Linked DNA regions of Mus musculus: region 1 is linked to region 2. Evidence: chromatin loops called from intact Hi-C (ENCODE). Cell type or tissue: heart. All regions are shown on one strand. Each heading gives the region's core, and the rest is flanking DNA. Links, peaks and the distances in the headings are about the cores only. Region 1 overlaps Aig1 (androgen-induced 1). Region 2 has its middle 73 kb from the start of Gm51759.

Evidence for each region. A loop is a pair of places that touch in the nucleus more often than their neighbours do. Peaks named below come from ENCODE experiments on the same cell type or tissue, not always from the same donor. Only the 100,000 strongest peaks of a DNase experiment are listed, where the experiment ranks them.
Region 1: it touches region 2 in a loop (4-fold over the local background); 2 of 42 quality-filtered maps call a loop at or near these places.

The regions. Positions count from the first base shown.
Region 1 is chr10:13,738,133-13,741,047 of GRCm38, reverse strand. The region is part of intron 3 of Aig1 (androgen-induced 1); the gene reads left to right. Among named protein-coding and RNA genes, the nearest start is that of Aig1, 130 kb to the left of the region's middle. In heart, for the core only: no CTCF peak of the experiment used is centred there; a DNase peak (open chromatin) is centred at 1,117.
Region 2 is chr10:14,198,887-14,201,801 of GRCm38, reverse strand. No RefSeq gene overlaps it. Among named protein-coding and RNA genes, the nearest start is that of Gm51759, 73 kb to the right of the region's middle. In heart, for the core only: a CTCF peak has its summit at 1,225 (motif pointing right); no DNase peak of the experiment used is centred there.

The DNA.
Region 1 (2,915 bases), core at 94-2,593, 460 kb after region 2:
AGAACTTCCAGGCAATTTTTTCCCCAAAATAAAAATTTAGGATTTCCTTTCTTCGCTCTCGGTTTCTGGGAGATTCTGTGTTAGAAATCTGTTTCTGTCATGATGGAGGAAGGAAACACATCTGAAGTTTGCATAGGTACATTTTTTTTGACTGAGTGCTGGATTTCATAGAGAGAGTCATGGCAAAGACCATTTGTGGGAAATGCACATGCATGTCTGTGGGGTTAGAACGCTTGCATGAGAAAGGGCATTCCCATCCAGTAAGCTACAGGGGAAGCAGTGCCTTTCCTGCTGTGCCCTTTCCCAGCATGCCTTGCTCCCACCCCCTCATCTCACTAGTTTCTACAGCAGGAAAAGTAAAACTCGAGACTCCCAACTATGGCCCATATTGTAAAGAGACATTAATAACAGAAAAGCTGTGTTACACACTGTATATAAGTTTTCCGCGATACTGGAGACTCATAAAGAAAACTGGAGCCCAAGAAATACATAAACCTTTTCATTCTGTTTTAATTCTGTGGTTGGCGAAAACCACAGAATTATATGACTGCATTTAGTACAAGTGGGATCCTGTGGCGATTAAGCATAGGAAGTGTGGCAAGACATGTTTGCTCGGGTGCTTTCTTCTGGGAAGCAGGACAGGGTGACGTTCTCCAGTGGAGACCTTACCTTCTCTGAGGGAAGGCCAGAAAATTCTTCTGAGGTTTGCTCTAAGTCAAGCTTTAGAGCAGAGACTGACTGTGAGCTGAGTGAGTTTCCTGGTCCTTCCATTTTCTTCCGTACCATTGAAGCTGTGTGTCCTTGTCACCTTGTAAGCAATTAGCTCAGAAGAAATTTGTTTTTCCCTGTCTTGGACGCTGTGGTTCTTTGATCCCGTAAGCTTCCGTGGGTTCGAAGGCTTGCCAGTTCTCTGGAGTAGAGCACATACGGCTGGTGTCCCTCCTGGTGACCTTCGCAGCCATCTGGGCCTAGAGCTGCGGCTGTCCAGCTCAGCCCAGCAGGGCAGGGCCTGCTGTGTGCCGATGCCTCATTTGGACTCCACGTCTGTGACTCACCCCATCTGTTGGTAATTTGTCGGTTTTTTCTGGAGTCAGGATTTTCAGAAGACTCATTCTCTGGCACCCCTGAGTGAGGAGCCCTAACAGCAGGTCTCTGACTTGTCTCCTCATCGGCCTGTGGCCAGGGCCCACTGCTAGTGCTGTGTCCAGCTGCCCTAGATGTAATGATGTTGTCCTTCGCACTTTAGAGAGCATCGCACCGAGTACCTGCCCCCTTGGAAGCCACTTACAGTCTTTGTAGGACTTGTCTGAAGAAGAGCCAAGCTGGCAGCCATGAGGCTCCACTTTCACTTTTGCAACCTCTACAACAGTAGGCTTGAGTCCTTGTATCATTTGGCCATCTGCTTATCTTGTCTCCTCTTCCAACGGTAAGCAAAACGAGCAGCACTCGCTAAACCACACTTGCTTCCGCGCAACCCCAGTGGGTGCTGTGCACTGAGCCGCATTTCACTTTCGTGTTTTCACTGGGACGATCATCATGCCTCTTTGAAGGACAGACAGTTACTATCTTTGCTTCTCTTTCTAAAGACATTTCGGCTCCAACCAGTGAAGTGACTTGCTGTAACCATGTGACCAATAAATGCTGCCACTAAAACTCCACCTCTCTGCCTGGCCCCCAAAAGCAAGAGTTTTCCTGTTTGGTACACTGCCTAGCATTAATGATACCTTGCTTTGAGTTTCAGTGTCTCTAATGAATTCACCCTTCAGGCCTTAAATGCAGCATCATATATCCGTGAATGAGGCCGATTCACCCATCCATCTAACTCGTATTTAGGAGCTCTGCTGTGTCCCCACCCCCACCCCCCCAGGATACCAAAGTAAGGATTCTTGCCTCAGAAAGCGTTCACTTGTGGATACATCTACTCATCCAGTCACTCTTCCTACAGGGCCTCTAGCATCCAAGCCTTCAATGCTCTCGCATTAGGTCACAGTTCTACTTTGGGGGCCTGTCTGGAAACTAAGAGTCCAAGGAGCTGGCTAGTGGAGCCAGGGTTTGGTATTGATGTCCTGTCCAAATCACTGATCCTACCTTTCTCTTGTTTTCTCCTGTTATTGAACTTATGAGTCACCGTCAACTCTAACTAGCCACTTTCTACCCTACTTCAGCTGTGAAGGAAAGCTGGAGTTTAGAAGTCTAGAGGAAGAGAAAATGCACAAGGCTAGGTTTGTGAAAACCGACTAATCCTGCTTATAGAAAGGTAGATGAGGCTATAGGAGGCATGAAGCTGCAGTAAGATTTGAGAATGACCCTTTTCAAAGACAGGAGGCATTGATAGATGAAACAGAGGGGCAGTCTAATCCAGAGGGGCCTCACAACAGAAGGTAAGTCATTAGTTTTTTTTTTTTTTTCAGCCAGTCTTAATTTTAAAAACCTACAGGACCCAGAGAGCTGACTTTACAACACTCCTCAGTACAGCCCATGCTCTCCTGCTATGTTAGGGCAGAAAGCAACTGTGGCTAGAGAACAGAATGCCCAGGAAGGCTGCACTGCTGAGCCAATGAGCTTCCTTGCCATAGTGGTGGGTTCCTCAAGAAGACAGGCAGGACTGTGAGTTCAAATCCCCACTTAATTACCACATGTCCCGTTTCCTTCTCATTCCCCATCTCCAGAGCCATGTGTACGAGTTCACCATTCCCAGGGAACTTTTCTGCTTAACATGGTGATGTGTGTGTACCACTACATGTTCGACATTCTCCTGTCCTCCCATTAGACCTGGAACATGGCCCATGTTTAAACATGGATACGGATTATGTATATGATTACATACAAAACATGGCATATTGGCTAATTGGTTTCATAAGCAATTAAAAATTATTTAGTAATCTAAAAAGATTACTTATTCACCTTTCTAGAAC
Region 2 (2,915 bases), core at 123-2,622:
TCACAGTAAGCATCTTTCACAATAAAATGACCCATCACAATGAAGATTTAAAAAAAAGAAAAAGAAAAAGAAAAAGATTTTCAAATCTCTCTTGACATAACTTTATCTTGAGTTGAAATTTTCACCTTTAGTTTTCCAAAGTATGTAATACTTTTTCTTTAATAGTGTGTGCTGTTTCCGTAACACTTTGGTTTGTTCTTTCTCTGCTTGGGAAGTCTGGATGGTCTCACACAGAGTGTTTATGATGTGAACTTCAGTAGAAGTCAAAAGAAGAAGAACCCTTGGCCTTAAGGAGGCTCTTGGGTAAAAGGTCCAAGGCCAAAGAATATTTATCATGAATGTTACAAGATGCCAAGTTCTCCCTAGTTATGATAGGGAGAGTCCCTTTATGATGCCCCAAGACCATCCCAACCCTTTGTCCTCTGCCCCCTCAGATTCAAAGTTCACTCTTTACAAGGAGATCAGACATACTTCTGAGACAAAGCCTACAGCAGAAAGCTGCCCACTCACTTTACAGAGATCTCCTATATGGCCTGCACTGTGAGGGACTCAGAGAAGGAACAAAATGGTACAAAAGCTCATTTGCCTGCAAATAATAGATGAAAAAAAACTACCCAAATAATCTTAAGGTAATATATGGCTGGCGATGAGCCACTCACTGCTACAAGCAGTAAATTCTGCTGGTAAATTCTTCTTGGGTTCTGAAAACTTAGCTAGCAACCTGAAAGTTCTTGAAATGAAATGAATTCGGGGAACCACTGTACAGTGGCTGAGGACTCCTGGAAGGGTTGGCGGAGCCACAAAGGCCCTGCATGAGGGGAGCCACCGCCATGCATGATAGAGGAAAGAGTCATCCATGGACCAGCATCCTCTACCTCCCTTGAGACTGTAATAAAGACACAGAGGTGGAGGGCCCATGCAGAAACAATCAAAAATCTATACGTTCACCAGGTCCCCTGATGATGGCAGGCATGCTTTTTAAGTCTGATATACTCTGATTTACCCAATGACAGCTCTGCCTCCTTTTTTACAGCTTGGCCCTGAGCATATCAAGGCAATTCCCTTCTTAAACAAGTGTAGCCTGAAACTCTCACAGTTGCTAATCTAATCCATTCCTCAACTTTAATCTATTTTTAATTTATCTCTCCTCTAAGTCTCTCATTCATCAAAGAGGGTAATTAAGAATGGACAGATTTTCAGTATTAACCCTGTGACCCAGGAAATATTAAGCATCCCACACTAGGGGGCGCAGGAAGACAAAAATTTGGGATCATCTAGGCTAGGTCATCTCCAGAAGAAATTTCCCAATGGCATTGCTTGGAAGAATTGAGAGTTATTAGAGATTATCTTTATCCTCATGAGCCAGGTGGCCCCCAGAAATTTGCCTCTTTTTTCGTGCTCCACCCTAAGACATTGCCTGAGACAGGCATTCAAGTGACCCACAGGTCACAGGGAAGGAAGAATCATGGCTTTTGTCCAAAGTCATACCCTCTTAACATGTGCTTCATATTGAGTCAGGTTGTACAGCTTAGAATCTTTGACGCACAATGTTCTTTCTTTAGATTTCCGAATTTCCAACATTTCAGATGGCCTCTTCTTTAAAAAAAAAACTATTAAAAAACAAAAACAAACAAACAAAAATAAACAAACAATAAACCCGTATGGCTGTGTGCATGAGGGTGAAGAATCCAGAGATGACACTGGCAGTTATGGCTAAGTTAACTAGACAGATTCATGTTTCCATCCTGTAAGATTCCTCCTCTCTCCTGGGAAACCCAGTCCTCCTGTATGCTTGTGCTTCACCTGGTGGCTGGGAAGGCTAATTTACCAAATCCCCAATGTCTTAATGTTTGTCACATGCAAAGTAATCACACACACACACACACACACACACACACACACACACACACAAACAAACACTACTGCCACATCTGGACAGGGACTTACAAACTAGTTTTTGAAGTCACTGTGAGATCTTCAGCATTGCAACAGGCTTCGGACACCTAGACGTTTTGATCTCAATGAGGGCCTTTTAAAAAAAATCACTGTGAGTGAATTTATTCCTCTTCAGGCTCTACCCCCAAGTTTTAAAGTTTTGATTCCCGCATTGGTGTGAAATCCTGCACTTAAAACAAATTGGAGCCCACTCCAAAACAGAATTGAAATGATTTCAAAGAATGACAGAAAAACATTTCTTTTGGCAAGGGATGACAGGAAGCCAGAAGGGATGGAGAAGAAATGCAGTGGCGAGCGTAAGCAGTGAGAGCCCTTCTCCATATGCGCGGCCATCAAAAGAGTCTTGCAATCCCGTATGTCGTGTTTGCAGGACACAACTCTGTCTGTTTTGCTTTTTGATGACTCTTTCTAACTCAGCCCCTCCCTCCTGTCCTTGCTGCATCCCTCTCCACTCCTGTGATATTGAAAACTGCTTCTTATAAGGGAAAAAATGCAAGGGACCAATGTACAAGTGAGAAGGCCCAGGGGTAGGTACCATGTGCTGCCAGTCCCACAGGAATGTGGGTCACCATGACAGTGATTGGCACAAAGTACAGATTAGGTTTCTTTTGCCTAAAATTTGAAAGAAATAATTTCTTTGGGCTTCTTTTTGTAACAAATGTTGTGTGAACTATTTTATGGCGTGGTTCCATGGACCTAAAATGAGAGTGCCTGTCGTGCACACCAGCAGTGTTTCCCATTTCCACTGGCCTCCCACCAGAAATATATTCAACATCTATGGCTTTATTAATAGTATTATTACTAATTACCATGTGGGGTGTTCTTCCTGCATATATGTCTGTGTACAGCATATATACCTGGTACACACAGAGGTCAGAAGAGGCGTTTAGATTCCCTGGAACTGGAGTTACAGATGGTTGTGACTCACCAAGTAGATGCTGGGAATTGACCCTGGGTCC